2 separate regions of the Homo sapiens genome follow, and region 1 is linked to region 2. A link is a contact called in ENCODE Hi-C or POLR2A ChIA-PET data. All regions are on one chromosome and are shown on one strand. The core of a region is the stretch at or near the end of the contact, and the rest is flanking DNA. Distances in the headings are between cores, read along the strand shown.

Region 1 (2,871 bases), core at 176-2,675, 390 kb after region 2:
AATGCTAAGCAGATCCATGGAATGGAAGATGTCCACGCTTCCTCCTGGCCCTGATGAGCTAAGATGAGAATTAGAACAAAAGCGTGTGCTTTTAAAAAAGTAGATAGAGAATTAAAAATACAATCAAAAATCACACTCACTATTCCAAGATTAAAAACATTCTTTAGAAACTGGGCTTATTAGATGACATACTTCCTGCATTGTGTGGGAGGGGAGGGGGCCGGGTCACCGGCGCTCTCCATAGGGGGCAAGCAGGTGAAATGATTATGAAATATGTCAAGAAAATGGTCCTTTTTTCTCGCCAGGAGATAAGGAAAGGTAATTTGGTCTGTCAGTCGCGCACACAGAAGACGTCATGGTCAACTGCATTAATACTGAATACTTTGTCCAGAGTCACAGAGCTCAAAGAAATTACAGAATCTTTCTCCTGTGAATTCTGGCACTACTCTCAGCAGGCCTTTTCCCACCTGAATTCACAAGAGAGATTAATAATAAAAGGCAGGGCTGACGGTGGGACCAGAGCTGCTTTTCCTGGGACCCCCTCCTCCAGCCCACCGGTTCAGCCTCATCTCTTGCCACACCCTCCCCGGTCCGGCTTCAGCCCAACTCAATCCCAGCTGTCCTGCTCTCTCTTCTTCCTACGGGCTCCTCTCCCATAGACGCCAGTCAAAGCCCACCTGCCCAAGCCACCTCCTCTGGGACATCTCTCTCCAGTCCCGATCACCTCCCGTCTGACTGACGCTCCCTCTGCCCCCACGTGCTCACACTTCTTTTTGCAGTTGTTGTGAGGATTGTGTGTCCCTATCTCCCTTCCCCAAACACCCCAGACCTCCCCGAAGGACAGACTTGCCCAGCTGGCCTCTCCCACGGTGTCCAGCCCAGGGTCTGGCACTTCGCAGTGGAAGGGGTGAGTTCACGAGGCGTCTACAAGCTTTCTCTCTTCTGATCTAATAAAAGGGTATCTGTGGTAGATTCTTTCTTTTCTGTATTTTTTGACCTGGCAGGGGTGAAGATGTGTGGTTAGGGTTGGGAGTAGACATTGGGATGCTCTCTAAACCCGTTGTGAAGCTGTTAAATTGCAAGAAACCATCTTCCTCTCCACCCTCCATTCCCACCCTATTCCCACAGGGTGAACAGGAAGCGCCCACTCAGAGCCCTTATTCCAAAGGTGGAAAAACCTCTTCCCTTTGCTGCTTTTGGGGACTCATCAGTCTCTGGAACAATTAAACCTCTTTCAATGCAGTTATATTCCCTCATGTAATAAGTACTGCATTATTTTTAGACTGTTTTACCCAATTAATTTTATTATCAGTTAATTATGTATTACCACCTTAAGAAAATGAATATTTGCCCAGTTGCTTAAGCTAAATCATTAAATATGTATGAATTCCTTTCTTTAAATGTACACCTGTTATCTTTTACAGATGCAGAAGACGTGTTTGGAGCCATCTGTGCCTCTGAAACAGACCCCCATACAAAAGTGCTGTCTTGGCCCTACGAGACAGCTCATGTGGGGCTGGGAGGCACCTGGGAAGTGAGGCCCACAAACATGTCAGAGATCTCGGCCTCAGCGTAAGTGGGAGGGCCACTGTCCTAAGCACCAGCTTGGCAGAATCTGGGGTGAGGGGAGGTGGGTAGAGCCCAGAGCCAAATGCATGAAGGTGCATGAATACAGAGCAGCCCCTGGAGGGTGATAGTTTAAGAAACAAACCTCGAGGCTGGGTGCAGTGGCTCACATCTGTAGCCCACAGATTTGGGGGCCAAGGTGGGAGGATCATTTGAGGCCAGAAGTTTGAGACCAAGCTGGGCAACATAGTGAGACCCTGTCTCTGCAAAACAAAACAAAAGAAACAAAATTTAGCGAGGCCTGATGGTGCACACCTGTAGTCCAAATTACTCAGGAGGCTGAGGTAGGAGGATCCCTTGAGCCCAGGAGGTAGAGCCTGCAGTGAGCCAAGATCATGCCACTGTACACTGCACTCCAGCTTGGGCAACAGAGTGAGATCCTATCTCAATAAAAAAAGAAAAGAAACAAATCTTGATTGAGGTGGGCATGGTGGCTAACATGTGTAACCCCAGCACTTTGGGAGGCCAAAGTGGGAGGATCTCTTGAGCCCAGGAGTTCAAGACCAGCCTGGGCAATAATGTAGTGAGACCCCCATCTCTAATTAAAAAAAATTAGTCAGGCATAGTGGCACACAACTGTAGTGCCAGCCACTTGGAAGGCTGAGGTGGGAGGATCTCCTGAGCTCAGGAGATTGAGGCTGCAGTGACCTATGATTGTGCCACTGCACTCTGAACTCAGCAACAGAGCAAGACCCTGTCTCAAACAAAATAAAACAAAAAAGAAACTCCTCCTGCTGCCTCTGGGTGATTGGGCGCAAAGCTCCACAGAGGTCAGCACGTCCGGTCCCTATGGGACCCAGACTCACTGTGTGTGACCTGGGGCCAGTCAGCAGACTTAAGCAGCCTCAGGCCCCTGGCCTGCCAAAATATTGAGATTACAGGCATAAGCCACAGTGCTCAGCTGAGAATTTTCTTTTCTTTTCTTTCTTTTTATTTTTGAGACAGGGTCTCTGTCTGTTGCCCAGGCTGGAGTGCAGTGGTGTGATCACGGCTCACTGCAACTTCCACCTCCTGGGCTCAAGGCGTCTTCTCACCTCAGCCTCTCGAGTAGCTGGGGCCGCAGGTGTGTGCCACTATGACCAACTAATTTTTTAATTTTTATTTTATTTTTAGTAGAGACAGGGTCTCCCTATGTTGCCAGTATGGTCTCAAATTCCTGAGCTCAGGTGATCCTCCCACACTGGCCTCCCAAAGTGTTGGGATTACAGGTGTGAGCCACCCACTCAGGTGAGAATTTTCTTAATA
Region 2 (2,950 bases), core at 245-2,744:
CGCTGTCTCTACTAAAAATACAAAAATTAGCCAGGTGCGGTGGTGCACTCCTGTAATCCTAGCTACTCGGGAGCCTGAGGCAGGAGAATTGCTTGAACCTGGGAGGCGGAGGTTGCAGTGAGCCGAGATGGTGCCACTGTAGTCCAGCCTGGGCGACAGAGCGAGACTCCGTCTAAAAAAAAAAATCTAAAAATTACGTTGGAAGCAGGTGCCTCAAAGAGATGAGCAGTAGAAAGGGAGGGCCGCTAAAGGCAATCGGTCAGTCACGGCCTCCCAGACCCTAGGAATTCTACCACTGCTGGAGAATCTGATCAAGCACTAATTGAAGGTTCGAGTTGACAGAGAAAACGGTGATTTAAAATAGAACCCCCAAAGTCAGATAGATGATTGGAATCTCTTTGGGTTTGGAATTCAACTGCTTCTCACGTGCGCAACTAAGTGTGCTCCAGGGAAATTTGAGTTACTGATATTCCAGGCCATGTAGGGCTATCGGAAGCATGTGAAATATGTATATTTGCAGGGGGAAAAAGTCTAGGGAGAAATACACACCAAAGGAATACATTCGTTCATTCATCAGGTATTACCTATTTCATGCCACACCTTGGGCTCTAAAGAATCAGAACTACAGTGTAGCAAGGGAGAAAAACGGGCAAGATTAAAACATCGTTTATTTTCTTCTTTTATTTTTCTCTGTGTTTTCTAAATGTGACTAGATCTCTAACAACCAAGAAGGTTTTATTTATTTTGAAAAAAACTACTTTTCCTGTTAAAAGGTCAGCCACTCTTCTGAGGGCGGAGTCGGAAAGAAGGTCCCATGAACCCACCTAGCGTCCAATTTCCCTTTTTTTTTTTTTTTTGACAGGGTCTCACTCTGTCCTCCAGACTGGAGTGCAGTGGCACCATCTAGGCTCACTGTAACCTCCGCCTCCTAGGTTCAAGTGATTCTCCTGTCTCAGCCTTCCGAGTAGCTGGGATTACACGTGCGTGCCACCACGCCCGGCTAATTTTTGTATTTTTAGTAGAGACAGGGTTTCACCATGGTGGCCAGGCTGGTCTTGAACTCCTGACCTCAAATGATCCACCCGCCTCGGCCTCCCAAACTTCTGGGATTACAGGCGTGAGCCACCGCGCCCGGCCCCAGCGTCCAATTTTCAAAGCCCCTCTGCTCAGCTTCCAGAGATCCCAAGAAACTCTTAAGTGGAAGTATCTCGTATCCCCACGATGCGACCGGTCACAAAACACGCGACCCGAGACACTGGAAGTGGAGGCTTTTCGATGGACCAAGCTGCGCGGTTTTCATACCGACCCGCGGCCAGGCTGTCAGATAGGTGGCCGGCCACAATCACTGCCACCTTGGACAGGGACCCGTGAGCTGACGGCCATCAAGCTTCATAAACTGGTCCGAATCCAACGGACCGCTACTGCCGGAAACGGAAAGTCCTCAAGGGCGGGTGTTGGAAGCGGAGCGGAAGCGGAAGGCGGGTACCGGAAACGGTGTTTGGTGGAGCCCGCGATGGCCGAACCTGCGTCTGTCGCGGCTGAATCTCTCGCGGGCAGCAGGGCGCGCGCTGCACGCACAGTACTAGGTCAGGTGGTGCTCCCGGGTGAGGAGCTGCTCCTGCCGGAACAGGAGGACGCGGAAGGCCCTGGGGGTGCAGTGGAGCGACCGTTGAGCCTGAATGCTAGAGCGTGCTCGCGGGTGCGCGTTGTATGCGGTCCGGGCCTTCGGCGCTGTGGGGACCGCCTGCTGGTCACCAAGTGCGGCCGCCTCCGTCACAAGGAGCCCGGCAGTGGCAGCGGCGGCGGTGTTTACTGGGTGGACTCTCAGCAGAAGCGGGTGAGCTGGGACTCCGGAGGGGTGGTGCGGCAGTGAGAGTGGTAGCCCTGCTTTGAGAAGACCTCCCAAAAGAAGAGAGGGACCCTGAGGCCCTCTTTTGTTCAGGCAAACCTAGAGCCACCGTAGTCTTGTGCCCACTTCTGCATGTCCTTTAGAGGGACCGTGAACAATAGGAACATAGCCTGAGAAGGGCGACCAGGAGAGAAAAACGTTTGGAGACCGTGAGTCATGATTATAGTCTTCAAAACCCCACAGCAGGCCTGCCGTTTGGAGTCTCAGAGGGCAGGACTAGGCTCAATGAGTGGATGTCATAGGGAGTTAATTTCTCCTAGAACAGGTAAGAATTTCATATAGAAAAAATTGTCTATGGAATGGGCTTCCTTGGTTGTAAGGATTCCTTTGCCACTGGACTTATGCCACAAAGCTAGAGACTTACTGGTTGGGGTGCCTAAGAGATAATGGAGTTTGGACTCAATTAACAGACTACCAGAAGCTGCACACCCGGCACTTTATGAAGTGATTTTCTTTTACCGAAAGTGGCATTTGATCAGATTTCTCTTTAATGACAATAAAGTAACCACAAAGGACTTGCTGAAGGTATCTTCCAATGGTATCTTGTCATTTATGGCTGTTTTTTCATTCTGTTTCTTTTTGTAGTATGTTCCAGTAAAAGGAGACCATGTGATTGGCATAGTGACAGCTAAATCTGGAGATATATTCAAAGTTGATGTTGGAGGGAGTGAGCCAGCTTCTTTGTCTTACTTGTCATTTGAAGGTGCAACTAAAAGAAACAGACCAAATGTGCAGGTAATTACGGGAGCCTTTGGTTTCAAAGAAACAAACATCCATTCCCTAGAACACTCACATATCCAGAAGGCTATCTGAATTGTCTCCAAAGCATGACCTAGATCTCTGAGCTTGTATATAATTGCCCCAGGCTCCAAGAGTTTCTTCAGATGCTCCAGGATCAGAGCCACATAATTATTATTATTATTTTTTACATTTACAATTTATTTTACATTGGCTACATTTGTTCTTGGGATGTTTCATTTCTACTGAGTTGAAAGGTTGTATCTATCATCGCCATTATTTGTTATGTCCATATCCTCTGGA

Evidence for each region. A loop is a pair of places that touch in the nucleus more often than their neighbours do. ChIA-PET counts read pairs that join two places held with the same protein, here RNA polymerase II (POLR2A). Pooled maps may share reads with other maps.
Region 1: POLR2A ChIA-PET joins it to region 2 with 10 read pairs in activated CD8-positive, alpha-beta memory T cell. The contact joins the promoter of LINC01627 here to the promoter of EXOSC3 in region 2. A Hi-C loop is called at or near these places in 2 of 50 pooled maps. POLR2A ChIA-PET finds 5 or more read pairs at or near these places in 2 of 52 experiments (K562 and activated CD8-positive, alpha-beta memory T cell).

The regions. Positions count from the first base shown.
Region 1 is chr9:37,393,348-37,396,218 of GRCh38, reverse strand. It overlaps LINC01627 (long intergenic non-protein coding RNA 1627), which reads left to right and starts at 1,425. Exons shown (of 3, transcript XR_002956875.2): 1 at 1,425-1,572. It overlaps LOC124902153 (a long non-coding RNA gene), which reads right to left. Exons shown (of 3, transcript XR_007061478.1): 3 at 1-997. RefSeq lists an enhancer at 193-487.
Region 2 is chr9:37,783,608-37,786,557 of GRCh38, reverse strand. EXOSC3 (exosome component 3) reads left to right here and starts at 1,494. Exons shown (of 4, transcript NM_016042.4): 1 at 1,494-1,837; 2 at 2,495-2,644. The coding sequence starts at 1,514. RefSeq lists enhancers at 1,602-1,741, 1,239-1,754, 1,752-1,811.